7 separate regions of the Mus musculus genome follow, and regions 2, 3, 4, 5, 6 and 7 are each linked to region 1. Evidence: chromatin loops called from intact Hi-C (ENCODE). Cell type or tissue: left cerebral cortex. All regions are shown on one strand.

Region 1 (4,000 bases):
CCTCCTTGGAGGGGGTGGTTCTGGAGTGTTGTGGTTGTCATCCCGCAGCGAGCACATGGGGGAAGTGGGGTCGACAGGTGGGGAAACCCAGCTCTATGGCATACACATCCCAGTGTATGTAATCCGGCTAGTATCATTCCTTCAAATTGCACATTGTGCTTTACTCCCCCTTCCGCAGTCTTCCACTGTTATAACATTTTAAAAAATTTAAATTTTGTTGAGATTATGTTTGTTCAGTGGTAGTGGTTTTTAAAAGTAGCTTTAGGAGAATGCAGGAAACGAATGCACGAGAGGAGATTCATGGCAAACTGGGCTGCATGTTTGAGTTTGGTCCTTTGGAGGAAGTAGTGAAGGGTCATTAAGGGATCTGAAGAAGGTGAAGAAAGGAGAAGGGAAATGGATTGTTGGCAGAGACCCTGGTGCTTACGAACCCAAGGAAGGAGGTGGTGGGTCTTTTGTAGGTGGCGATGTGAAGAAGTCCCTGGGAGCTCTAGTGGGAGGCAGCTGCGGTCTGCTGAAGACTGCTCTCTGGAAAAGTAGTAATTTTGTCTAGTACTTAGGTTGTGATTAACACACTTTGCTTTTGTTTTGCTAGCGTTGCACTCTTGATAGGAGACTTATAGTAATAATGTCCGTGCACATAATGGATATTGATTATTCCGCTTTCTTGTGATATGCAGATTTGCAAATGGTAATGAATTTCATCCCTCTAGAGGGAAGCATTAGTTAAAGTGCTTCTGAAATATGGTGAGACAAGACGGATGGGCACTGTGTGAAGTCTAGAGACTGTCCTGACATTGTGTAGTGCCATTCCAGAAATACGTACAAATTACTTTTATTTCCCTTCATTTCTAAGCCTGATTGCCGCCGGCATTCTCGAGCTTTAATTCCTTCAGACTGTTTTGATGTCATGTCTGAACACTTTAAGGATATTGTCATTCTTATCTTTGTAACCTTGTCAATGCAAAGCAAGTGGCAAGGGATGCAGGATAATGTTGACAACTTTATATTGAGCACACTGTGTGTTATTTTATTTGTAAGCTGGTGGAATGTGCAAAAGGAACATAGCATGGCTGTAACTACCCAGGGACCCATATCCAAACAAAGTGGAGAGTCACGTGAGGCTATTCCAGGGAGTGCAATTCAATTCTTTTTAAGATGAATAAATTTTAAAGATTCCTATGTGTAAATGGTAACACTAGTTGAAAGGTCTTTTAACACACTTATGGTCTGGTAGCACATATTAAGTTAAATGGCTTATTTAATATGTGAGATGGTTCAAAGGAGATGACAAAGCCTCCCAATCTTCTATTATATAAGTAGGAAGAAGAGCTTTGCTCTCTGGAAGGCTTCCTAATCAAGGAACAGGGTTTGACACATCTGACACCTCTGAAGTCGTTGCTGTTGCTGAGAAAATGATTCTGACTGTGTTTTTATTTCTCTAGTTCATGCTCTGGTTTTCCCACATGGATTTAGATGCTGGCTGCAGGCCTACGAAATGTATATGTGTGTAGACTGGAAAAGAATGTGTGCAATAGCACAAACATATATGGGTATGTGCAAAATATATATTTATGTCTGCACACAGTTATAAACTGGATGCATATGATTTAGGGTACCTGCAGCGTATTTATATTCATATATATATTCTTGTCGGCCTCGGAAATTTTGCTCATCTCTTCTTGTCCGAAAGGTGGCCCTGTTTTAAACTGTAAAAGCATTATCACCAGTAGAATTGGCCAATAGATCACAGAAACAGACAATAGTATTTTGTTGCCTGGCAACCACCTACTGTGAATGAAAAACAGAGCAGTGACAGCTGCATGCACATCCTGGTCCCCAGCCCATGGTCCCCAGCCCATGGTCCTCAGCCCAGGCATCGAAGCCCTCCACTTGACATACATCTGCAAGTTTCACTTCAGACAGGCAAACCTGTCTCTTTAAAAAAAAATGTTAGTAACACAATTTTGAATTTTTTGGTTGTAATAAGAACTGTGTGGTGATTGTTGAGGAAATGAAGCGCTCATTTCTATTGCCCCTTTTAAAGCCTGGTGTAAACAGAAAAACCAGAGTGGGAGGGAGGTTTCTAACCTTCACAGAAGCCATTAAGCATCCCGAGCACACACTGACTACCGTTAGGTGCTCTTAGGATGTTATAAAAGCTTGAGTTAGCTCTGTGATACCTAAGTAGAGGGCAGCCTTTTACTGCTAAAAGCCAAGTCGAGAGTGATGCTTTCCAGCTTAACTATTTAATTCCAAGCATTCCGGAGGCACGGGAGGGATACAGCAGCCTGGTGACAGCCCATAGGACCGCTTCCCTGGGATACCCTGGGATGGAATTCCTTGGTGACTGTCTCCTACTTTCTCCTCCACATTATTCTCTCTTCGTTCCCTTTTTCCCCCATTGGAACTTGTAGCTGGGATTGAATCAGGATACTTTGAAAGTACATAGTAATTACAAGTGAAGATCAATACGGACATACTAGGCTAGAGTGTGGACTGAGGTGTGCTGCACACAGTTTATTTTGCATTCGGCCCCATGAACCCACCTCCTTCCCGCCACCTGCAAGCTCTGTGCCTTGCTAGCTGTTTATAGTTTAGAACAATCTTTAATACTCTCTTATTCCGTGTGAGTGTCTTTGTGTGCGTACATGCATGTGCGTGTGCATGTGTGTGTGTGTGTGTGTGTGTGTGTAGGCTGCACCTTTGTGTGTACAGAGTCATTCTCTTGCACAGTGGTTGGATGTTGTTTCATTTACCTAAAAACTCTCTACTTCATTTTCTGAAGCAGGGTCTCTTGCTGGACTCAGGCTTGTTGATTAGGCTACCTAGGCTGGCCAGAGAGCCCAAGTCCCAGGGGTACACTTGTCTCTGCATCCCCAGTGTTAGGATTACAAGGACACACCATTTAAAAAGATTAAAAATTTTATATGTGTGTGTGTGTGTTTACAACAAATTCAGGTCTTTATGCTTGTTCAGCAAGTAAAGTACCGACTGTATTATCTCGACACTGGCATTTTTTGACAGTGGCGAGATTCAAGACTGTGTTGGTCAGTTTGTCTCTCTACAAGAGTTCAGATATTACAGGTAGCAGATGGATGACAGGAGCTTCCTTTCCTGCATCATAAGTGATCTAGGGTCTTTGGTGAAGGTGGAACCGATTGCAGTGTATCATATTCATGTCACAGTTCTAGCAAAGCCATCTTTCCAGGGGTTCTATGTGCTGGTGGAGGGCAAGTCTCTTCAGTTGTAATCTAGATTGTTACTGAACTCAAAAACTGATCGCGAACATACTATCGGTGCAAACTTAGTCCACTTAAGCATTTCTACTAACTTAGGAAATATATCGTACACGTGACGCGTTTTGAGGTTCTTCATGCGTGTAAAGAATCAGTATTCCCTTTGCCTGTGGCCGATGAGCACAGTAAGCCTTTGAGATACAGCACCTTCCGTGAGGGACCAAAGCGGACTGCTCGGGGGAGCGATGAAGTGACAGTCCTAAGTGCCACTGAAGAGGCATTTTTACCAGAAACGATGCACTTTCGCAGATTTGGAGGGGGATAAATTGATTTGCAGTGTGTTTAACCTAGCTTTCGAAGCCTGTTATTAATTTGTTCTAGCCAGAAAGATTTTCAAACAGAATAATAGCTTGGCAGATTTCGAGTGAACTTCACTGATACAAAACATTTTCCATTGTCTGAGCATAGCTTGTCCAGGGCATGTACTTGTTTGGGGACTTGAGAGATTAATCTGAATTTCAAGGTTATTTTAAGGGGGGAAAAAGTCTGAACCATTTCTAAATGCATTTGCATTGTGATGCTAAATATTTGATAGCCATACATTTGATCTGCTGGAATCTTGGGATTTCCTTTCCTTCTCCTCTTTCCTCACATAAGATAATGTGTTCATAGACTCAAAGAGACGCTATATGTCACTTTACGCCTCTTTCTGTTGCTCTTTCTATCCTTGTGATAGAATACTGTTAGAGCCAGTTGCCTAT
Region 2 (4,000 bases), 65 kb after region 1:
GGAATAAATTTCGTCTCTGCTAAAGTCATGATACAAATAAAGATTGTCTGTTCAATAGTACCAAGGTTCCACTGGTGTCTTCCAGAAGATTGTTCACGCAATTTAAAACCTTTTCCTTCTTCTGTTGTTGATGAGATGGGCTTGTTAACTGCCTTGCTATCTGCCTTAAAATCTGAGACTTAAGAAACTAAAATCCATCTGTGAATATATAAACACATTCTCATTTAGCAGTGGCTCTAATAAAAATCAAGATGCCTTCTATAAACAACTTGGCAGAAAGGAGTTCGGACATATAAACAATGGATGCTGTCTGTAATTACTCTTCTCTGTGCGGGGATGCACCTACCTGTCCTCACTCCTAGCAGCGTTGTAGACTCCAAACCCTAAGTACTCAAGATATGAACTGCATTTTTCATTTTTGAAATCTCTATATGCAAAGCCAGTAGCATTGGAAAGCTAATCTCCCTGTGTGCAGAGTAATTACAGCAAAGTAAATAATCTCCAGTGTTCGGATTCCCCTTGGAAATGGTCTAATATCTTATCTTTCAAAACTAGTTTTCAGTGCATCCAAAAGGCCTAAGAAATGTCCTTAGTATTCAGAAAAGGAGTAACCTGAAGAATAGTCTGGAGCCTCTCTCCAGCCACTGCTGTTGTCTGGGGATGTTTCCCTCAACCTATGAAAAACCAGCTCTCTGCTCCTTTTACTCAGCCTGGGGAGAGAGAGAGAGAGGTGGGGCGGGGGAGGACAGAGAGGGAGACAGAGAGACAGAGAGAGACAGAGACAGAGAGAGACAAAGAGAGAGACAGAGAAACATACAGAGAGATATATAGAGACACACAGAGAGAAATAGAGACAGAGAAACAGCCAGAGACAGAGAGACAGACAGGGAAAGACAGAGATAGAAAGAGATAGAAAGAGACAGAGAGGAGAGAGAGAGAGAGAGAGGGAGGGAGGGAGAGAGGGAGGGAGGGAGGGAGGGAGGGAGAGAGAGAGAGAGAGAGAGAGAGAGAGAGAGAGAGAGAGAGAGAAGGAGTCCTTTGTATAGCCCATACTCCAATTCAGACTATGTGAATTGAATCAGAAGTTACTGTGGGCACAGAAAATGATCTTTATGGCTTGTGAATCATTCTATAGAGAAAATTTCTTTTTCTCCAATCATTTCTATAACAAAACTCCAGTATTACATTAGGGGCCACCCAGCTTCCCACAACACGTTACATAGAACCCTTAATGACTGACCCCAAAGATGATTATGTCCTGGGATTCCTGTGCATGTGGGAGGGGTTAGGGTGGACACTATACACATGCACGAGTGGGCCAGAGGGCAAACATTGGGTGCCATTCTTCAGGGCACATCTACCTTGGGTGGTTTTTTTGTTTGTTTGGTTGGTTGTTTTTTTTTTTATTCTTATTCTTATTAACCAAGCCCTTTCACCAGGACACAAAGTTTACCAGTTAGACTGAGTGGATTGGTCAGTGAGCCCAGAAGATCTGACTGTGTCCATCTCCCAGGTCCTGGCTTTACAAACATGTGGTATTATGTCTAGCCTTTTACATGGATAATGGGGATCAAACTCAGGGTCCTTGTCTGCACAAAAAAATATCTTCCTCACTAAGCCATTTCCTCTGCAGCCACTTCATCAGAATTAATATATATATTATATATATATAATATGTGTAATATATATATTATATGTTTATTGATTGATTAGTTGATTGCATGTATGTGTTCACATGCATGCTTGTTGTTGATTGATTGTATGTATGTATATATGTCCACATGCATGCTTGCTGTGGTGCTCATGTCACGGTCAAAGGACAGCTTGTTGGAGTAGGTTCTCTCCTTTCATCATGTAGGTTCCTTGGATCAAACCCAAGGAGTCAGGTTTGGTGATAAATGCTTTCATTGGCTGAATCATCTCGCCGGGCCCTCTGCAGGGGTTTTTCAGCCTCCACGTGGTCTGTGATGTTTGTCCCAGTGTTCATATAGGTCGCAGGAGGAGCCATTTTGATGTTGCTACCCACACTCTATGGCAGCCAGTGCCTAGGCTGAATTCTTGCTTATTCATCTGAGATGTCGGATGCCAGGCCTCAAAGTACCAAAGCCAGCCTTGGCTGTCTCAGCTCGGAGGTTGTTTTTCTCACGGGCTCTGTATAAGTGTACGGCTGGAAGCTGTGCACTTCGCCTAACATTGGAACTAGAAGGAGAGCCTCTCAGCCTCTGTGACTCATGTTCTTTCCGTAGCAGGACTGTCAGGAGACGTGTTGTTTGGAACAAATACATCTTTCATGAAGTGTGCAGAAGGCTAGACATGCGCTGCTCACAGTTTTCAGCCTGTTGCAGATCGAGATGTGAAGAGTGAACAGTGTAGACCGCAGCATTCTATCTTTGATCATGGTGTTAAGATTTTTTTTTTTTTTGCTCTGACTTTTCCCTCAATAAAATAGGAGCAGAAAACAACTATTCATACCTACCATGTTTTATTTTTGTTACATCTTAGCATTTGGGGATTTTAAAAGACGCCTTTTTGAGAGCTGTGCACAGTTTGCACACTTCTGTAATCGCAGAATTCTCTAAGCGGAGTCAAGAGGGTTGCAAATGTGTGCTAAACAGTGAGTTCAAGACTGGTCAGGGCTACAAATACTCTGACTATTCAGACCTCCTTTCCCCCAAAATGATCCCTTTAAATAATTTGACTTAAATTGTGTGAATTTGAGGTCACACTATTTCCCATTCACCGACTTTCATGTCTTTAAATTGTTGGGATTTTTTTGATATTTTTTCTAATTTCACAAAGAACTATAGTCTTTGGAAATCTATGTTTCCATTTTTGTGTAATCAGTGTCATTAATAAAAGTTTTTAAATCTAGGTTAACTGCTACTTTTTGATGGTATTTATGTAGAAAGCATCATTCACAATGGTTGTGCAAAAGAACCTCAGACTAACAAGCAAAACCTTCTTTGTGACGGCACATCATTGTTAGATATACAGTTAACTGAAAACGTTAATGTAAACCAGTAAGGTCTAGGAGAGCCTGGTGGCTTCTCCCATTCTATTCTGTCCTGAGCTTCTCTTGTGCTCCAGTTACTCTGCCAATGGAGTGCTATTTGGAAATTTCCTCTTTCCCTCCCTCCTTCCCTTCCTTTCTTTCTTCTCCCTCCCTCCCCCTTCCTCCTTTCCTTTTTTCCTTCTTTCCTTCTCTCTCTCCCTCCCTCCCTCCCTCCCTTCTTTCCTTCCTTCCTTTTTCCTTCCTCCCTCTCCCCCTCCCCCTCTCTCCCTCCCCCTCTCTTTCTTTCCTCTCTTCTTTCTTACCCTTCTAGGTGTAAGTGTCTTAGAGATCCATCTTTGCCTTCCTCCACTCCACAGGCTCAATTCCTCTCAGTACTGAGACTCTCTTGAGAGGGCAGGAAGAACTTCCTTCATTGACACTTCATCTACAGTAGTATGTGGAACTCACACCAGCTGTCTTTCTATGCTGGTGCAGAGAAAGGGGTGGCTGGGTGAGCAACACCCAGCTATGATGGTTCCTCAGAGCCCAGCAACCTGTTCATCTTGATGTGAGTTAAATCCTCCCTGGGACCTCATTCCTTTGTACCACTTGGCCCTTGTTCTGGAGTAGACATTACTCAATTTCCAAATTAGTAGCAGGTGTTCTGCTCTGAGCTGCTTCACCTTTCTCAATGGAAATCCCTTCTGTCATGTGTCACGGGAAAATTTAAAGCGGTTGGATATAAGTATTAGGTAGGTAGGTAGGTTAAGCCGAAGTTTATGATGTCCCATAGAACATTGTAGCTGGACAGTTACCAGCCATCACGAGATTTACTCCTAGTGTTGGATCAGTTTTCCTAAATCTTGGCTCTGTCTCACTTGGTTTCCTTTGTAGCCCCAGTGGTGAGGGTATCCTGGTGGGGTAGGCCTTAAAACAGGCGTGTTTTCCTCTTCTTCCTTACCACTCTGAAGGCATCCGTTGGGAAATATGCTTCGTAAGCTCCTTTTG
Region 3 (4,000 bases), 420 kb after region 1:
GCTGTTGGACTTGTCTAACCACTCAGCACAGCTAAGCAAAAAGTAAAGCCTACAGAGGGACAGACATCTCTGTACATGAGAACCCAACAGGACAGAAAGGTCAAAGGGCAAATACCTAAGAAGAGGCAGGGAAAGACAGGAGATAGAGAGGTAGTTTAAATTTTTCATTGCAGAATAGTAGAGGACCCCCAGGTCCTTCCTCAGTGTGACTGTCTGCTTATCTCAGAACTTTATCGTACCAGAGATAGCCTTGTTTTCTACAGAGAGAAAAAGCCCCAAGAGAGGGATCCCTTTGTCTTGGTACACAGTTTTGAAAATACACCTGTGGTTAGAAAGGGCTTACTTGATTTGTTTTTAATGATAGATACATCATAGCCATTTGTCACACACTAACTGATGCTTTAAAGTTTTAAAGTTTGTATAGGATTCTACCCTGTACTTTTATGAATTCAGTTTTTGTTGTGGCTGGTTTTGTTTGCTTGCTTGCTTGTTTAGATTTTGCCATAAATCAATTGGTCCTATTGTGTAAGCCTGGCGTATTGCACTTAACTGACATCTATGATATCACAGACGTCAAAAGTCATCTTATTTTTATTTCTGGCTGGGACTGCTCTGTCCCTGAGCCACAGATCCTCAGTACATCCATCAATCCATCTGCTCAGACATCTGGGTTGACTCCGGATGCTGGCTCACACTGCAGTGTGCATGGGGGTGCAGGTGTCTCCAGTCATTGCCTTTGGATATATACCGACTAACGGGATCACTGGGCCCATGAAAGTTCTGGTGTTTGCTGACTTACTTATAACAGCTGCACTTATTTACACAAGGACTCTCTTTTCTCTATTCTCACCACACTTATTATCCTTTTAAAGTCCCGGTATATCACCTTTGACATTATTTGCTTCATTGTCACACTTGGAAATCAATTCAGCATTTTATATGGAAAATCTATCCTCTTTGGCTCTGTTTAGTTTTGTGGTTGTTTTCGATACAAGGCATAAAAATTTTAGAAGGGTGGGCCAAATGTTTATTGATAGAGTAAAAGGAAGAAAGTGTGATTATATAATAGGATTGGGAAATATATACAGCTAATTTTACACCTGCATGCCTCTAACCCAGCCACAGCAATTATACCCACTCTTCCATGTCAGGCTCTCCCCTAGGAGAAACGGGCTAGGTGGGACCTGGGTGATCAGTACAGAGCATGTACATATAAAGTGAACTTCCCCAAACGTAGGTCACTTGGACCAGAAGGGACTTTTGATAAAAGTAGGCTGACAATTCGATTCTCAGGGCACTTCAATGCCAAATGTTCTTTCCACATTGTAAATCATAAGGCAGTGTAAACAATGCCCTAACATTGAGGAACAGAAAATTGCATTCCCGGTAATAGCTGAGCCTCATGGCGCATGGTTTCACACTTTAATATGCTGTGTTCTGTTCTGCCGCGCTAATATTTTAAGTAATATAACTTCCTTTTTGTAGAATTGTAGGTTCTACATTGTACACTTTCTCTCCTTTACCCTTCTAGAATAGCTTTCTGTAATTCTACATCGTATGCCAAGAGAAACTCCAGAGGAAGAGGAAATATAAAGTTAACCAGTCCGTGGGAGACAGTAACGCAAACAGAACCAACAATGTCTAACCAACGTGTTGTCTTGTATGCTTTCACAGACTCAATCTGCGTGCCGGGCTTCGATCCAGGCCTCAACATGATGACTGGAATCACCCCCATTAACCCGATGATACCCGGTCTGGGGCTGGTACCACCCCCACCCCCAACGGAAGTGGCTGTCGTCAAGGAAATAATCCACTGCAAAAGCTGTACTCTTTTCCCCCAAAATCCAAGTAAGTGGGAGGGAGAAGCAGCTGCCTGACATATTCCTTTTCCTTTGTAAATAGTATTGGGTTCATTTCCAGATGTGCGATGTGCTACCCAAGGCTGTGTCTCTACATTAGGACAGGTACACAAGGATGTGTCCATGCATTCAGCTGTCCAGCCACTGGATAAGTACCATGAAGCCAGTGAGCTCGGAGAGTTTATGTGTAACACTAAGAGTCTTTCCTGTGTGCAGCGAACTAGCATTTTCTGGAATGCCTCATGTGAAATCTGGCAGCTTCTCTCTCCACCTCCACAAACGGGAGAGAAAGTCTCAAGTGTGTTTTACTAGATAGAACCGTGAATTAATCTGGCAGGTGGCAATTTGGGGGAAAGGTGAGAGGCAGGAAGAACACGCATCTCAGAATTTCTGGGCTAAGTCACGTTCACTTGAAGGACCTATATATTTGATTAATTTAGCCTCTGATGCTAAGTTTATAGGCTTACATACCTGGAAATTTTTTTAAAAAAAATTCGTATTAATCAGTGTTGCCTACTTGAACTGGACTTCTCAGGAGATAGCTGTAGTAATCTACATACAAACTTGGCAAACTGTTGTGACAGCATACACTATCTTTTCACACAGCCTCCTCAAAATTTAATAGTGTGCTCATTTAAATGTGAATAATAACCAAGGCTTTTCCCAGACTCAGCATCTTTGCAGCCAGGTAAGTATTGTTGCATGCTCTCTCGTGGGCTGTGTTTCCCTCGTCCCACGATGCTGCCCCCTTTATCTGGCAAGAAGACAAAGCAGCAGCAAGCCAGGCCTTTTCATCATGTGTCATTTCATCGCGCTTTGTACTTGTGACGCTCTCTCCCTCCTCTTTTTCTTCTTCTGGGTGTCTGTGTATGAAAGAGAAATGAAATTATGCTAACACGTGTTATCTTTTTCCTGGACAAGCACAGCCACTCTGTGCAGAAATGAACATGAGAAATAAAGGGGGGGGGTTGACGGGGAGGGGAGAAGATCAGGAAACATGATGGGGGAGGGGAGGGAGGAGTAGCCATGGGGTTGGGGAGACATAACTTGCTATAAAAATGACTGTGTCTCAGTCTGGAGACAACTCTGCAAGTGGAACCTTTGCCCTGTGAACCTGGTAAAGAGCCGATCGATAAAAAGACAAAACTCTTCTCATTGTGATCTTAGATCTTCCACCTCCTTCCACAAGAGAACGACCTCCAGGGTGTAAGACTGTGTTTGTTGGAGGATTACCAGAAAATGCAACGGAAGAAATTATTCAAGAAGTCTTTGAGCAGTGTGGAGATATCACAGCCATCCGAAAGAGCAAGAAGAATTTCTGTCACATTCGCTTTGCCGAGGAATTCATGGTTGACAAAGCCATTTACCTCTCTGGTACCTTGCTTTAGTAAAAGGGGGTTTGCTCTCTATCCTGTCTTCTGTCTTCTGATGTTACTGTGAGCTCCTTCCCTTTTGCCTTAATACACACACAATAAGTCCTGGTAGCGTGGGGGCTGGGGAAGGAGGCATTCACCTTTCAGCTTGGCTGCCACGGGGCTCTTTGTTAAGCCTGTGCCTCTCTCCACAGGCAGGTTTGCCTACCATCTAGTCTCAAGGAATTCCACAGAGTTTCTAATTAATGTTCTCAAGTGCGTATTAGATGAAAAGCAATATTTTGAGTACTGAGGACCATTATTATTATTGGATGTAATCCTCTGGGGGGGAGTAAAGTACTCTCTCAGAATAATTTCAGTTTCTTAAAAGTGCATTTCCAATCTTCACCCCGGGGTGTGGGGGGGTGTGGGGGGAAGCAAGATCCCCTTCTTGCAGGGAATGTGTTCCTGGGCCTGTGACAGGCCCTCTGTCCTCACACACAGCTGCCTGCTCTACCATCATTATCCGGAGGACCAGGCTTTAGGAGAAGTTTACACATGTGAAAAGGAAGCCTAGTGCTGCCTTCAGCTTTCTGGGTTTCTATAGGAAAAGTCTGACTAGGTGCACGGAAGCCTCAGTCAAACCAAAGGACACCGAGGCTAATGTTACCGTGGTACTTTGGAAGTATTTAGTTTTAGGTTACCCTCCCTGCCCTTTGCTGCTCCTCCAGCGACATTAGTGCCATCTGCCACCCTGCAGACTGCCTACCTAACTCAGAGCAAAGGTAA
Region 4 (4,000 bases), 320 kb after region 1:
ATTTGCTTTGCAGACTTCAGACAATCAAAAGTGCTGATTTTCTAAACAGCACCCTACCCTTTTCACACTTTTGATCACCATGGTGCCCATGTCTGAAACCTCATTTTATTCTTTCTAAAGACCCTGACCTGCAGATGTTCACCTCTGTGCATCCTTCAAGAAAATCTAAACTCGCCATCACTGGCCCATTAATTGGTCCTCCCTCCGACGCTTCTGTTAACCAGTGTTTTAATTGATTCACATACTCACCTTCAACCAAGCTAGCTGCACCTCCCTTCTCTGGAGGAAGTGCTTGCTGGTACAGAACTTCAAATGGTGCTGGACAGAGCAGGTGTTTCCTCGGTGGGAGCTGGATGTGTGGGGACAGAATGAGTGAACAGGGTGGGGACAGAATGCATGAACAGGACCTGTGATTCCTGGATGATCCTCCATCCCTTTTAGAGCAATGCTTCACCGACGTGGTCCATCACTTGCTCTCGTTCTTCTAATGTGTGGAGATCACTCTCATAATTGATCATTTCCCCCGGCAAGTAAGTGGTCCTCTAAAACTGGCACCAATGCTTTAGAATTCTGTTGAGCTCATGTAGTTCATTTTGAACTACTGTTCAAATTGAAATCTATATTTTCACTGGGGAAGGACTTAAAGTATTTAGCCTACTGTCAAGTCACATTGGTGTAGGGGCCAGACACACTCAAGCTCTTTTTTTTTTTCCCCCTGAGTGCAGCTTCTGTAAATGAGGCCCTCAGGGCTTCCACTGTACCTCAGGCTGAAACCCCATACTTACTCTGTTGACTGTACCTTCCCAATGGAAGGGTGATTTCACTGCAGGGGACACTCACAGTGGGATTGACATCATAATAGTTTCAACCAAAAATGATCCTGTTTCCCCTTTGTTCCTCCTCTCAAAATGTGTGTGTATGTATGTATGTGTGTATGCATATATGTGTGTGAGTATGTGTGTGAGTGTGTGTATGTGAGTGTGTGTGTGTCATCCACGCATGTGCACTTGCGTGTATGCCTTAGATGTATAGATAGATATCCACAGAGGCTAGAAGAAACCTACCTCCTGAAGCTGGAGTTGCATGTAGTTTGAACCTCCTGGTGGGATTGCTGGGAACCAAACTCTAGCCCTCTGGGAAAGCAGAAAGTGCTCTTAACCAGTGAACCGTGTCTCCAGCCCTCAAACTATTTTTTAAAACATCTTATCTACCCATACTGCCTGCAATGTTCATTTCTGGATTTTGGAGCAACAACCCTACTGGACTTAGTTGTGCCTCACCTAAGTTGTTCCTCTGAGGACTCTGTCCACATCCCTATTTACTATCCCCTCCCTCCTCCATCCCCTCCCCACCGGCATCATTTCTGTCCACCAAGCATGCTTTTGGGGTCAGAATGCTACAGAGCAGCTCCTGTAAGGCAGTGACTTGTGTCTGGAATAACTCATTCTCTTGTCTTCTGTATATGGTTACTTTGTTCTGTAATTAAATGTTTATTTTCCATCCTCTCCTAAACTTAGTGGAGCTGGTTTGTGTTGCCATCACACGTGCTGCTCTGAACTTCCCAAACACATTTCATTAGGCTGTGCTTCGGGTCTGATTAGGAGCAACGCTGTCTGTCTTCTCTGTCGGGAACTCGAGCTTACACAGTACCTTTCCTCTAGGAGCCCTGTCACCCTCGTGTCATTGATGGGTTTTGCAGTTAGTCAATACAAAGTCTAGTAATATACTTTCTTTCCTGTCACCAAGGATCATATACACACCCCCGCCATTGCTGTCCCGATTTAATGAGAGTGCTATAAATCTGTCCCCCGTGACTTTATTTAAAGCTCTCTTAAAATATACCACAATATTTTGTGTATTGTTTTGGTCTCTTGGTTAATGAATTCTGAGATTCCTTCTCATGCTATAAAAGCTTGCTTTATTTTCCTTCTACAGTGATATTCTTTCCGCCATGAACAGTAAGCCCTAGGTTTAGCATTTCATGAGCTGGTAAGAGCGTGTTTATGTTGCCAAGACTCCCCTTATCTTTCTGAGCCATCTTCTCTAAAGAGGTTTACTTCAGTTTTCTGGTTGATAAACCACCATTTTTATATAAGAAAACATTGTATTTAGCATGCATGGATTAAAATCCCTTGACATTTTTCTGAAAGTAAAATTTTGAAGAGGAAAACAAGATTTTAAAGAATAAAAGTACCATTGTCGTTAGATACACGCAGTGAAAGTGGTCTCTGAGTAAACTTGCTAAAGGAAAATCCTCTCCCCGCCTCCACTGTGCCCCACCTCCACGGTGCCCCGCCTCCACGGTGCTCCGCCTCCACGGTGCCCCGCCTCCACGGTGCCCCACCTCCACGGTGCCCCACCTCCACGGTGCCCCGCCTCCACTGTGCCCCACCTCCACGGTGCCCCGCCTCCACTGTGCTCCGCCAGCTTCACACAGCCTGGTCCTGGTCCCTGGTCCCTGCCAGAGCTCCAGCCCACTTCCTCTGTCTCTTCCCACTAAGGACTCTTGCATCCTTTCAGAATTTGCCAGATTTTCCTGCTCTTGGCATCTTCCTTGTGCCACACATGAAAATAATGTTGTCCTCTCTCAGCCATGCACTTCTACAACAGATGCTTATCTTTCATATCAGGTATCTTAAGACCCATGACCAACCGCCTGTATTTTAAGACCCATTATTCTGTGCATGGAAGTAAAGGCTGACGAGTATGCAGGATTTAATTTCTTAATGACCGTTTTTTTTTTTTTTTAATCTGACAAAAGCCCTATAAGTGCCAACACCATGACTATTTTATGTCTTTTTTTTAATAGGATAAAATATACAGGAAGTTAATTTAGTTTAGTTTCTAATGAATTGGAAAACATTACCCTCCTATACTTTCAAGGTCTTGGTTTTAAAAAGAACTTAAAGTTGGTTGCTATGGGGGCATAAAGGACAATCGTCACAGGATATCACCAAAGAAGATGGCTTTTCACAGCCTCCTTTCTCAGTGGGCCTGGAAAGTGTGTGTGTTTGGGGGAAGGGAGGGGAGGCTATGCATATTGTGCTACAAAACAGGAGCCCAGATCACCAGCCCCTAAGCTGCCAATACCCACATGTCACTGTAATGCAGAGCGCTGGTGAAGTGGGTGCCCATCAAAGCCGCCAGGGACACCTGGGTTCTACTCTGCTCTACATTATAGACTTTTGGCCAGAACAGCACCCTCTGTTCCATCAGTTTCACATATTCAAATGAACATGAAGGAAAGCAACCAATGTTCTCTGGTAAGACAACACCATCCCCACCCACCAACCTGGTAGGGATTATGCTAAGTGCTTCTTGCCTCTTTATGCTTTGAGAACCAGCTGAAGGACCCAAATACAGAGATCCTTCCCACCCCAGGCTACCATGAATACAAAATGGGACATATAAGGAACACAGAACACTGGTTGTCAGAATGCCACTGTTCAATTCCATTAGTGGATACAAGTTTAATAATTTTACTACAGCTGTGTGGTCAAGAGATATGTTTACTTATTTATTTCTACATGTGCCTTTAAAGTACTCATTTTTTGTCTCATTGTATACAAATGGTGAAGTCCTTCTTTTAAAATATATTTCTTTCTGTCATATACTAGGTTGAACTATATGAAAGCGCTAATATTTGGCTAGCTTTTAAATCCACAGAAACAGCAATTTCACATGGCTCAGAGCAAATTTAACTATTAAAAATTAAAATAATGGTTTTCTGTTCCCTGTTAAATCCCACACCTTAGGGAATGCTGAAGTTAGAGAGGCAAGAATTGATCATGTAAGGTGCCTCAGAGAAGGTGGGCCTTGATGTGAGTCAGAAAGGAGGGAGGCGTGGAGAAGTAGTGGGTACACACAAGGCAGCAAATGTGAATACCAGCAGCCTGAAGGGAAGCTGTAGGGCCATGGCGAGCACTCCTGTCCCCTTTGATAAAAATTCTCAAATTCTGTATTAATTTCTGAAAAGCATGCTTCCACAGCCTGTAAGCAG
Region 5 (4,000 bases), 280 kb after region 1:
AACCTCAAACCCTCTGAGGTTTTTGAGCAGGTATACCCTCAGTGATGTCTCTATACAGTCCATCGGCAGTGCCATTAGCCTTCAGCAGTGAGTTCGCACCTCTCCGTGTATGGAATGATCTTACTTAATGTTCAAAATGACCTTCCAGAAAAGGGTTGTGTGGGGGGAAATGATGAGACAGTTTGAGTTCCATGACCATGTTGGAACTTTCCAGAAAGTTGAACTCCTCATCACATTCTCATTAGTACCAACTTAGTTGTATTCCTCTGTGAGGCTTTGTTTTCAGGGGATGGGAGGAGAACAGTCTTACAATTTCCATATTTCTTGAGTTTTATGACTTACTAATTGACTCATTCATACGTTGGGGTTTTTTTGTTTGTTTGATTGGTTGGTTTGTAAGCAGACCCATGCATTTTACATTGAATTTGAATGCTAGAATGTATTTGAATGGTAATAAGAAAGAAAAAGGAGGTTAGTCACTATGGTCTGTTTATTTTGTATTTCTAGAACTTAGATTCTCTGTTCCCTCCCTCCCACTCGCTGCCAACTTCTTCCTTCTTTCTTGCACAGTTGAACTCACTCTGTTCTCCTTTCTTCCCCCACATAATAGCCTCGAACTTCAGACCCTGAAAACACTATCAACCATTTCCTGCTGTTCCTCCATTTGTGACTTATGATTCACTGCCGGATTTAAAATACAAAAATTTTAAAAGTTCTGTGAGGCGATCCTGGCTCTCTCCTTGTCTAGCCTTTCTAGGGCACCTCCAAAGTGTGGTGCAAATGAGATTAAAGTCCCGAGACTCAGACAAAAGGACATGACATTGTAGACTTGCACAATGAGTCCTGAGACACACTTAAGTGTATGTGGGTGGGTGGGGGTGGGGGAGGGCAGCTGGTGGGGAGCAAACTGTGAGGGTTCCAGAACCATGTTGCTAACTGAAGAGGAAAATAGAAATCCAGAGCCCTGTCAAACCTTACTTAGTCCTCTTGAGTCACTCAGGTGGTGGTAGCCTCTTCCCTACCACACTCAGGCAGCCTCCGAGGATGTAGACTCCATCCCCATCTGTGTCCGAAGAAGTAAGCCATGCGTCATATCATGAGACCCGCGGAAGCAAGAAGCCTGCACTGACGTTATTGGCATAGCAGAGCACACAAACTGCACTGTCACGCCAGGGAGCTACTTGGTTTCCAAGGAACTCTTTTTGTTTGCTTTAGGAGACAGAGCTGGAAGGGAAAGCCAGCATTGCTTGAGCCTGGTTGTCTGCTTCTTACAGGGCCTAACAGAATGAGACAATATTTGATATAAACCTAAAGCAAATTAGGAAACACAACTCCATAATTAATTTAGTAATATTTGGACTTGGTATCTTGGGAGGTCATGTGCCTCTCATCGGTTGTGTTTATGAAATAGTTTTCTAAATCTCATAGGCTACGAACTGAAATGTGAGCCAAAGCCCTTGGGTCTTAGTAGAAACAGTACTTAGCCCTGAGCTCAGCCATCCGCTTGTCTGCTTTTCTCCTCCTTGGGGTAGGGTGGATGTCCCCCAAACCTCCCCTCTATATGAAGGCCCTGCCCAGACCCATGCCTATAGGCGTGGGGGGTGTAGGCTCTTCCCAGATGCTCACAGCCTGCCCAGGGCTCTTCAGTCTGAGCCCTATGAGTCAAGGGGGGAAATGGAGAAGTAAAATTATCAAATATTCTCTGCTGTTTGCAGTTTCTAAATAAAATGTTGAAAGCTCCGTGTCTCAAGTCACCGCTTATGAATTAAATGATTTGGGTACAAAATCAATAGAAATTAATAAAAGCATACTGAATGTACTTTCAGAGCATAGAAACTGGGACTGGCAGTTGGTCCTGGAAGCGTTCCCTAACAGTGTGCCTTTCTTTGCTTCCAGAAGCATTTGGCATGTTGGAGCCATCCTGTCTTCCGTGGGACTTCCTTTGAACAGCTTCCATAAAACACTTCTCTGCATACATTGTTTCAATCAAGACCCGAAAGGACAGATATCCGTCTTCTTCTCCACAGGCTGTTTTAAGGTTTGTGTTATTTATTTCCATTTTTATTACAAAAGAGATTGTTAATTTCAAGGGATTTTTCTTTTAAAAAAAAATACACTGGTAATACATTTTAAAAGCAGCCCTGCAAGTAGATAATGCATGAGTTGTGAGCCTTTCATCTGACTGGGCAATAGACATGAATAAAGGGGAGCGTGCTGTGGTACATCTCATCTCATTCTCATCATCACGTGTCCTATGTGATGCCGTGAAGATGTTAGAGATAACGCAGGCTCCACATTGACTGTAACCTATGTTATTTCTAGGTTTACAAACTCTTTTTTTTAAAAAGATTTATTTATTATTATATGTAAGTACACTGTAGCTGTCTTCAGATGTGCCAGAAGAGGGCGTCAGATCTTATTACGGGATTACAAGTGGTTGTCACCATGTGGTTGCTGGGATTTGAACTCTGGACCTTCGGAAAAGCCGTCAGTGCTATTACCCATCTCGCCAGTCCGGTTTAGAAACTCTTAACTGAGTAGATTCCGGTAGATTATACTAGGTATGACCATATACCAGAGTTTGCTAAGTAATTTTAATCAGCTAGTATTCACAGATAAAAATGCACTTTGAAATATCAGAAATCAAAACTACATTAGTCAGTATTAACTAGTGTCATCACCAGGGCATATTTAAATGTGGAATCTCAGTGGACCAAGTGTCTTCATTCTGTTCTACCAGGAGGTTCTCACCTTATGTTTCTTGAATGATAAGGAATGCTTGTGTAAAAGAGTGTGTATGCATGTATGCACATGTGCATGCCTGAGTGTCATGTGTGTGTGTGTGTGTGTGTGTGTGTGTTAGCACTTTTGAAAAGCTAGCAATACTTTTGCCCAATCAGGTGCAAGGTTGCTAGCCGGGCACAGCTCTCATCTGGAAATATGTATGCCTTTCCAATAGCACCCAATAAAATACTTTTATTTTGAGGACACTGTTGGAAAACACTAGATTCAGTTCATGCATCTTTCATAGCTGGATGAAGCAGCAGAGGCCCAAAACACGGAGTGGACAGAAACTAAATGAAGAACAACCAAGGAGCCGCACACTAGTTCCTAGCATAACACATCTTTTTTTCCCAGAGGCATTTATTGTATTTCATGGGACTTTTATTCTGTCTAAGGTGACAAATGTCTTCTCCCTAATAGGCCTTTACTGTGTTTTACTTGTTTATTTCTTTGGTTTCTATTGAGAAATCCAAGCAAATTTTACTGCAATCCTGGGCTGAACTCCAGTTTCCCATCTCGTCATCCATTGTTGGGCATCTCCATTAGTTTGCAGAGCATGGCTGTGGGTATTTATTAAGGAGCTGGGGTTGATGGGAAGTTCTACCCCCATTTCCCACTCCAGTCCAGTCTGTGATCTGGTAGCTTGCTGGACCTCAATGATGATTGTATCCACAGACACAGACACACTTGGGCGGACATGAGCGCTCAGGGGTCACCTGAGTGCACCTCCCATCATCCACAAGCCAGGTTCTCCTTCACCTGTCTGCTTTTAAGCCCAAAGATGTGGTTTCCTTTTATGAGCCTGTGATTTTTAAAAGATGCAGAAAATGTGAAGTACAATTTTCAGTGCATGGATAACTTTATGTATATCATGAATGTGTTTTTTGAGAATTACAGCAGTTTGTCATCTTAACTTAAATTCTGTACCCACTAAAGAGCAACTCTGCATATGTATACATAGCTCCAGCCCCAACTGCAATTCAATCATTCGTAAATCTGATCCTTTCGGGTCCTGCCGTGAACCAAACTGTGGTCACTTGTCCTTCTGTGACCAGCTTGTTTTCCTTAGCAAAATTTCTTCCTTTGTAAGCAGAATAATATTAGTTTCTGGGCATATGTCACACTGTTAAAAAAAATGTATTGATTATTATAGTATGTGTACATGTGTCCATAATGGGTGTGAGGGTTGTACATCATTTCATGAGTCTGGACATCG
Region 6 (4,000 bases), 120 kb after region 1:
AAACATGACAAATGGCTCTCAGGGTCAGTTCTTTTATAGCTTATGCATATACCACACAATAACAATAAAAACTCCAAGGCCTTTTGCATTTTATATCAGTATCTGTTCCTTGTTCAAAAAAGAATCTATTAATAGTCTGTTCTTCCATCTATCTATACATCTATACACTGCCTAGCATGTGCATATAAATTATGTGTGTGTGTGTGTGTGTGTCTATACCTATACACACAAGATTAAATTTGAGGGAACTATACGTCCAATCCTCAGTCTAGACCATAGTCAGGAAACTCTGGCAGAAGTTGGTGTTGCGTTGGGTTTGAACCCTGTAGAGGATGAAGGCTGCCTGTCCTGGGTTTCCATGTTTCAGTTCCGGGGCACAATTTCTTTGCCTCCTGGAAGCCCAGGTTTTGTATTTACTGCTTTCACTTGCTTTGACAGGGCTCATTCACATAGCCAGAGTTGGTTCCTCTCCCTAACCTCAACTGATTGCAGATGTTCGTAACATCAACAAAACACCCAGGGGCCCCAGAGATGGCTTGGCAGTTAGCAGCCCTTGCCACTCTTCCAGAGGACCAGAGTTCTGTTGGCAGCACCCATGTCGAAACTCAAACATCTGTAACTTTAGTTCCAGGGGCGCTGACACTCTTTTGGCTCCCGTCTCCACTCTATGCACAGAAAATGCAGGCTATATACCCATACACACAAAACAAACCAACAACCCCCCCGCCCAGCAACATGTAGCTTGCTGCCAGCCCCCAACACTCATCGAGCCTCGCTAAGTCAATGCACAGCCTTTGCAACCACACAGCCCTTAATTTCACTGTACAGACAGAGAAGAGCTGGCTGCATTTTGCCTGGCTCCTCAATGTTATCACCTTTACAGCAGAGATCTGATCCTTTCATTGACACGGGAGTGGCAGTTTTATCGATGCGCTATTTTTTCTGTCAGATCTTAACTAACAGAATAATATTTTTGAAAACCCGGACACTGAGAGCCTCTTTTCTCTGTCCCATGCGATGCCACTGGCTTCGTCTGCCTCATCTTACAAATTGATATGTCCATGGATTATGTGAAAATTGGGTTTTTGTTTGGTGACAGGTTCTTATGTGGCCCAGGCTGCCTTTGAATCCTGCCTGTAGCCAAGAATGACCTTGAGCTTTTGATGCTGTTGAGATGCAGTGGACAGAGTGTGAGGGACTGAAGCCAGGGGTGGGTGACCACTTTGCCAGCCGGGCTGCTATCCATTCCCAGCTTGGGTGATACGACTTTTCACAGATCCTAGGTTATGGACTTCCGGAGTTCTGCGGTGAGACCACTCGGCTGACTTTGTGACAGTCACATGGGATATGGGGAGTTAATATTTTCTGGGAAGAATTTTAATGTTAGAATTTACTGTCTTTTGCACATATAAATTTGAAACCTTAATGTTATGCTCTTCTGGTTATTTGCATTTAATATGCATGCAAATTCACAATGTATACTATGTGCTGAGAACATAATTTATAAATCGGTACTTTCCCTGGTTGTTAGCAATTTTGGCCGCTTTAAAAATTAATGCTTTGAAGAAATATATGTTTGCAAGTTTATTTGTAGTATCTTTAGTTTCCTGTGGAGGGGAATGTGTTATATGTTCTCTACAAGCAAGGCAGACCTCTGCTGCAATGCTTCCCATGTTTAAAAAGTTATGCACAAAGGGAAATGTTGAAAATGCTTTTATTTGTCTTTCCTGTAAATGGGTTTGGATTAAGTGTTAACCGAGGTTTGTTCCCACCACCAATGCTGAATAATATGTGTTCCTGAAGCATGACTGCAGTGTACAGCATCCTCTTACAACTAGGGGTGAGTCACTTCAGTGCTGAACACATTTTGAGTAAGAGAGGATGTATTCTACTTCTAAAAGGGAGAAGATACGTTCCCAAAATCATAGAGAGCAAGAGCCTCTCAGAGAGGGCTCTGGGACCTCTCAGGCTGCCTCTTAGCCATGTTGTCTTGGTAACGAAAACACAGCCATCCATCCTTTCCCCAGGCAGGGAGCTCCAGTCATCCTTGGTTCTGCAGTGACCTTTTCTCCGCCCCCTTCCAGTCTGTTTTGAGGATCTGCCATGCATCTCCAAGTCGACTTCAGATTTTTCTCTTCCCTAGACATCTTCAACCAACCCCCCAATTCTTTCCTTCCTTTTTCTGGTCATCAGAACCTTATCACTGGATGCCGGCTTCCCAACTTCTTGCCTCTTCCATCAGTTCACAGTAAGGTCTCCCAAGACCTTCCCATCAAGGATAGAAGTCGAGTCATTTCAGACCCTGGGGTCACTTTGTCTGAAAGGTACAGAGGCTCACCCTCACTGGTACCAGTCGGTTCTGGCATCCTAGGACAGAAGTTGTAAGTATCTTCTCTCTGACACAATGTCTTCATGACTTAGTTACCTTTGGCTTCCTTATCTGCCGGAAGACTTCCCACTCTGTATCTCTAAGTTACCTCCTCCTTCTCTCAAAATCACCACTCTTTAAGTGGTAATGAACCAAGGCTCTCAGCTGGCACATTCTGTTGGTGGCAGTATCACTACCACTATATGATCCTGAACTTTGTCTCTGTGTGAACCAACTACTAGTGGGTGCATGGGATGAGCTAAATTCAGTTACCCCGTGGGCAATGACTCAATATAGAGGAGAACTTCTGTAGTCATGCAGGCTGGTAAAGGGCAAGGGTCCTGAATTCATGCCTCTCTTCATCCTGTGAATGAGTATAGAGCAGAGATAATGAACCATGGGCAGCAAGATGTCTTCATTTTTCTCATTCATTTGTGGGCTCGGGAGGCTTATCAACGACGAGGTATTCTACAGGCCTTGACCTAGAGGATGCTTGACAGTCAAGACACGTCAAAGTTAAGTATCCTGCTGGTAAAGGAAAAGATCAAAAGAGAGAGCCCCTGTACTTGTTTAGAAACTGAGAAAGATATGGAATCCTGCTTTAGAATTATAGGACAGTTTGGGATGAATTTAATGTTAAGTACTGAGTGAAAATAACCTAATTATGAGATAACAACATTTAGACAAACTGTTCTGCAATGGTTTCTCTTCCTACTCTTTCCCTTGGCATGTTCCCTTCCTCCGACCTCTCTTCTCTTGGTATCCCTTTCTCCTGTCACCTCACCTCTTCTTTACAAAAACAAAATCAGCCAAAATAGTAGCCAATAAATGTAATGCTATTGTGATTGGCCCAGAGGTGCATTTCTTTCCTGCCTGGTAGGATGGTGGGTAACTCCAACCTCCGAGATCCAGGGTGCTGAGAGCATGGTACCCTTTTGTCGTAGACAGTTTAGGGGTATGAAAGTCAGACCCTGAGTCCCAGAACCTTGAGCCTGCTTTTTTTATTTTTTTTTTATTTGTGGACATATTCTGATCACTCCCATGGCTTAGTATTAACAAAGATGTTTGATCGATGGGGATGTGTTGGGGTGTCTGGCAGAATGCCAGAAGCGAGGCACTCTCCTGGAGGCTGAACTGAATCACAGAGTCTGGATGACAAGCAATCAGTGGGTCCTGATGCCTCATTTGCCCTAATTAGCACCCATTTATGCCACAGCCAACAATAAACACCCCCCCCCCCCAATCACACATGAAATAGGGCTGGGCAGACTTTGAGGCTCTAGGAAATATCCAGCCACTTCTTTAAGGCTTAAGGGCTAGGAAACGTTGTTGTTGTTGTTGTTTGTTCATTTGTTTTGGAGACAGGGTTTCTTTGTGTAGGCCTAGCTATCACTCTGTAGACTAGGCTAGCCTAGAATTCAGAGATCTGCTTGCCTCTGCCTCCTGAGTGCTGGGATTAAAGGTGTGTGCCACTTCCCCCAGCTCTAGAGCTAGGAGATTATAAAAATATTTTTTTAAGAGTTGTTCATAAAAAGAGTATGCTGCAGAAAAATTTGTGGCCTGGAATGCTAAAAATATTATTATTTGACCCTTTACAAACAATGAAGGTTGATTCCCATAAAGAACTTATCA
Region 7 (4,000 bases), 55 kb after region 1:
CTAACACAGATGACATGAGAGCAGGAAGGACTCCTTTTGTTTGTAAAAGAACCAGCAAGTCAGGGAACAGGGGAATCAGGCAGAGTAACTGGGATTAATAATAACTAAGTTTAATGAGATGTGTGAAATTATCCCAATAAAACCCATTACTTTGTCTGCTACTTGAATAAAACTGAGAACAGTAGCGTCAGTTTTCTGTAGGTATGCTATGTGCTGCTGCCCCACTTGCAGTGAGCCAAAGCACTTATGCTAACTAAACAGTATAGGAATATTTCTTGTATGGGACTAAGGAGAAGCTAACTAAGTGTATGAAAGTTGCATGCGAGGCATGGGGAGGGCTCTCTTGAGAGCAGAGGTAAGACTAAGCTGTGGAAGGACAGACAGACAGAAGGAAGAAGGGCAAATTGGTTAACTATAAATTGGAAAGATACCACCTTCTTGAGGTTCCTTTTAGTCTGTAGTTAAATCCCCTCCCAGTTCTCTTGCTGGAATCCATTACGGAGGCATTCCTTACCACTTCTCCTCCGATCTGCATTTTTCTTCTTTGCGTCTCTCACATCCCCACTGTTGCTCTTGTCCAGGCAATGCAGAAAGACACAAAGAGGTCCTTGTGCGTGGTGCATATACATCCATAGAGTGTTTCATCTTTGTGGTATGATCCCACTGCCAGGGAGCGAGGAATGCCCAGGGGTTGGGGAACTCCCTCCCTTCCTGTCAGTGCTGGAAGCATCAATGGAACAGATGCCAAGGAGCAGGCAAGGCACCTCGCTAATCAGAGGTGGGCACGTGGAGGAGGCCAGGCCTGCTGCAACAAGCACTCTAGGCTGCCCATGGGCGCCAACAGGGGCCAGTCCTGTTTTTCAGCTGCCTGCGCTTCCTCTCAGCCTTTGCACACATTTGATTTATTTAATTGAAAGGAACTGATGGAGAAGCAAAATAGACAGTTCCATCTGGGCAGTAACAAAAGAAACATGAAAAATGGACCCCAGGAATATTTTCCTGGTGTTCACAACATTATTTAAAAGATCTAATGTGATGCCATGTATGATTTATGTGGTGTGGGTGTTTTCTGACTGTGTTTGAAGCAGATAGGTATTAGAGTGTAATATATTACGTTGTTTCAAGTATCAAAACTGCTCCGGTGATGGGAAGAGATAAGGTGTTGTAGTGCTGATCAGATAGCCCAGAATAACTGTCTTCAGTAGTAGAGCTTATATTGGGACATTTTTATCCTAATGAAATATTCAGGATTCTCACTTTCTACCTCCTGTAGCTTGAGGGTTTCATCTTATTCATTTCTCATCCTCTCTTCCTCTCTCTCTCTCTCTCTCTCTCTCTCTCTCTCTCTCTCTCTCTCTCTCCCCCCCCCTCTGTCTCTCTTAGTCTTTCTCCCTCTCCCTCTCCCCCTCCCCCTTCCCCTCTCCCTCTCCCTCTCCCTCTCCCTTTCCCTCTCCCTCTCCCTCTCCCTCCTCCTCCCCCTCTCTGTTTCTCAAGGTATCTATATAGGTCCTTGTATACCATCACCAATGTGAAGGAGAGGCACAGCCAGACAGTCTGGGGTCCCATTTGTAGCTATGATGTCATTTCCTTTTTAATTTTAAGTATCTTCAGTGTCTCTTACTTCTTTTCCCTGACTCTCTACTATGGGGGGGGGGGGGGGAATGTGCTTCCAAGGCACCTGTGCTCAAGGAGTACTTTGTTGAGTAAAAGATTATGAGTTTAAAGCGCTTTTAGGAACAACCGAGACGCCTGTCTTCCTGTTCTTAATTTTCAGTTGGAATTTCTGATGATATCATCTTGGAGCAATCCAGACAGGGAGTGTGCGCTACACTTCCGAAGCTCCCAAGTAAGCTTTTAGAGACTGGAAACATTTTAATGATCATTGCAACTTTGCTTGCACGGATCTTGCTTCGAGTTGTGCTCTGGGCTTCAGTGCTAGAGAAGTGAACAGTAGCCCATCGAGAGGTACTTACACACCCGCTACACTTCACAGTGCCCAAATGTGGCTTTCCTAGATGGAACATCAAGATGTTCCCATATAAAAAGCCACATAACATGTCTTCCTACAGGATGAAGATGCTGCTGCCTGACAGGCCTGTCTCCCCTATAGCTTGCCAAGGTAGGGGCTGAGTTACAGGTTCAGTGATCCTTGTTGGAGACATAGGTCAGGAGCCTAGATTCCTTCCTGTGGAGGAGCAGATGGGGGAAAAGTTGGCAGCTCATACTCTATGGGGAAAAGCCAGCTAAATACCCTTCCCTCCTTGCCTTTTTAAAGGTTCCCTTTTATAGTGATGTCATCGTCCTGGACAGACACAGCGTGTCTTTTAGGTTTCCTCGTGGTCCAGATGGATGCTGCCTTGTTTGTGTGAAAAGGAGGATGCTATTTGGGGAGTGCTTCACATTCAGACTGGGATTTGTAATCATTCTCGTTTCTTTTTAGCATTTGGGTGAAATATGCCCAGTTTCTCCGAGTCTTGGAATTTGAACTGAATTCAGTAGAAGGGACAGGCTTTTGAAATCATGGACAAATGAATATTCTTCAATGCCCTCAGTAGCTAGAACAGCGAGGGATGTTCCCTACCCTGGTGGATTTGTTGTATGTGTACGTGGGTACAAGATGGTGTACGTGAAGTGCCTCTCACAGTGTCTGGAACTTAAGAAGCACCAAATACCATCTGCTACCAATGTTACTATTGCTACGTCACGTCCAGTCTTTATCTGCTGTTACATATTCCTTCAAGCTACGTTTCTTCGGTATGTTTTCATTATCTCCAGGGACAGACAGTTTATTATATTCCTAGACAGGTCTGTATTTGCTTCTTTGGAAATTCTTTTTCATGTTGGTTTTTCTTTCTTATTATTACTTTCTTTCATTAGCCACTAGGGTTTTAAGAATTCAAGACGAGGTCTCAACTCACGATGTAGTCCTGGGTGGCTTGGAAATCATAGTGGCCTTCACTGCCTCTGCAGTGCTGGGATTAGAATACTTATTACAATACATTCCATTCCCATGCCCAGGTCCCTACTGTGCCCTCCCAGAGCACCACTGAGTACTTCCCCAGCTCGGCAGACATTGCATTCTGTGTGTGTATGTGTGCACATGTGCGCACATATGTTGACAGAGGCTGAGCTGGGTGTTTTCCTCATTCCTTCTTCATGGTATCTGCTGAGACAGTCTCTCACTAGGCCCCAGAGATCAGTGACTCAGCTAGACTGGCTAGCCAATGACTCCCAGAGATCCTCCTGTCTCTGCCTCCCCCAGCACTGGCATTAACGATATGTGTTGCCATGATGCCTAGCCCTTATGAGGGTACTGGGTATTGAACTCGGGTCCTCAGTTTTGCATAGCAAGCGCCTTCCCAGATGAACTATCTCCCCAGCCTACCCTACATTCATCTTAAACTTAAGTCTGCCCTGTCTGTGACAGACACTGAACTCCCAGTACTTGTCATCTGTGTTTCTCTTGGGATTTTCTTAACTCTCGAAGGTCATGCCATAGATGAGGTCATCCCTCATCTAGCTAATCTTCTAGAGATACCTGGTTAGCATTTTAAACATTAACACTTACATAGAGCAAGTGTATTTCCAAATTGGCTTTTATCCCCACCCTCTTTTATAATATTTCATTATCCATATTTTCCAAAAGTGAAAACTGAGACTTACCAGCACCAATTCCCTCCTGTTGGGTCACATAGCTAACAAGCTGCTGACCCAGTTTTGAACCAACTACCTTCTGATGGGCTCTTGTCTATGTACCCGTCTAAATGCAGCCCTATAGCTATGGTATATCTACCATGGAGCAGAAAAAGGGACAGTTGTTTTCTTGGCTTCTAAATCTTTAGGTATTTATTGTACCTTTCCATAGCTAATAAATACTTGCTGAAAATTGAGCGAGCACAAAATGACACCATGTGCTATAGTCTACATAGATCTGTTCTTGAACTGTCTAGTGGCAGGCTCACTAGTGCATTTGCTGGGTCTGAAACTATGGGACCCTTCA

What was found. A loop is a pair of places that touch in the nucleus more often than their neighbours do. Peaks named below come from ENCODE experiments on the same cell type or tissue, not always from the same donor. Only the 100,000 strongest peaks of a DNase experiment are listed, where the experiment ranks them.
Region 2: a loop joins it to region 1, with 2.1 times the contacts of the local background. A loop is called at or near these places in 2 of 42 quality-filtered maps.
Region 3: it touches region 1 in a loop (3-fold over the local background); 5 of 42 quality-filtered maps call a loop at or near these places.
Region 4: it touches region 1 in a loop (2.5-fold over the local background); 11 of 42 quality-filtered maps call a loop at or near these places.
Region 5: it touches region 1 in a loop (2.7-fold over the local background); 2 of 42 quality-filtered maps call a loop at or near these places.
Region 6: a loop joins it to region 1, with 2.6 times the contacts of the local background. A loop is called at or near these places in 2 of 42 quality-filtered maps.
Region 7: a loop joins it to region 1, with 2.1 times the contacts of the local background. A loop is called at or near these places in 2 of 42 quality-filtered maps.

The regions. Positions count from the first base shown.
Region 1 is chr14:77,157,867-77,161,866 of GRCm38, forward strand. All of the region lies in intron 1 of Enox1 (ecto-NOX disulfide-thiol exchanger 1), which reads left to right. Among named protein-coding and RNA genes, the nearest start is that of Enox1, 3.1 kb to the left of the region's middle. In left cerebral cortex, CTCF peaks have their summits at 1,704 and 1,923; DNase peaks (open chromatin) are centred at 793, 1,076, 1,440 and 1,681; H3K4me3 peaks cover 2,072 bases.
Region 2 is chr14:77,223,331-77,227,330 of GRCm38, forward strand. The region is part of intron 1 of Enox1 (ecto-NOX disulfide-thiol exchanger 1); the gene reads left to right. Among named protein-coding and RNA genes, the nearest start is that of Enox1, 69 kb to the left of the region's middle. In left cerebral cortex, no CTCF peak of the experiment used is centred here; a DNase peak (open chromatin) is centred at 2,234; H3K27ac peaks cover 491 bases.
Region 3 is chr14:77,575,938-77,579,937 of GRCm38, forward strand. It overlaps Enox1 (ecto-NOX disulfide-thiol exchanger 1), which reads left to right. Exons shown (of 19, transcript NM_172813.3): 8 at 1,675-1,848; 9 at 3,027-3,233. Among named protein-coding and RNA genes, the nearest start is that of Gm52115, 19 kb to the right of the region's middle. In left cerebral cortex, no CTCF peak of the experiment used is centred here; DNase peaks (open chromatin) are centred at 1,683, 2,112 and 2,578; H3K27ac peaks cover 786 bases.
Region 4 is chr14:77,480,873-77,484,872 of GRCm38, forward strand. The region is part of intron 5 of Enox1 (ecto-NOX disulfide-thiol exchanger 1); the gene reads left to right. It overlaps Gm6994 (predicted gene 6994), which reads right to left. Exons shown (of 6, transcript NR_033141.1): 5 at 250-349. Among named protein-coding and RNA genes, the nearest start is that of Gm6994, 24 kb to the right of the region's middle. In left cerebral cortex, no CTCF peak of the experiment used is centred here; a DNase peak (open chromatin) is centred at 2,479.
Region 5 is chr14:77,439,862-77,443,861 of GRCm38, forward strand. Enox1 (ecto-NOX disulfide-thiol exchanger 1) reads left to right here. Exons shown (of 19, transcript NM_172813.3): 5 at 1,897-2,038. Among named protein-coding and RNA genes, the nearest start is that of Gm6994, 65 kb to the right of the region's middle. In left cerebral cortex, a CTCF peak has its summit at 2,413 (motif pointing right); DNase peaks (open chromatin) are centred at 632, 1,126 and 1,882; H3K27ac peaks cover 219 bases.
Region 6 is chr14:77,282,127-77,286,126 of GRCm38, forward strand. The region is part of intron 2 of Enox1 (ecto-NOX disulfide-thiol exchanger 1); the gene reads left to right. Among named protein-coding and RNA genes, the nearest start is that of Gm41217, 87 kb to the right of the region's middle. In left cerebral cortex, no CTCF peak of the experiment used is centred here; a DNase peak (open chromatin) is centred at 1,985; H3K27ac peaks cover 528 bases.
Region 7 is chr14:77,212,663-77,216,662 of GRCm38, forward strand. All of the region lies in intron 1 of Enox1 (ecto-NOX disulfide-thiol exchanger 1), which reads left to right. Among named protein-coding and RNA genes, the nearest start is that of Enox1, 58 kb to the left of the region's middle. In left cerebral cortex, no CTCF peak of the experiment used is centred here; DNase peaks (open chromatin) are centred at 2,088 and 2,405; H3K27ac peaks cover 1,531 bases.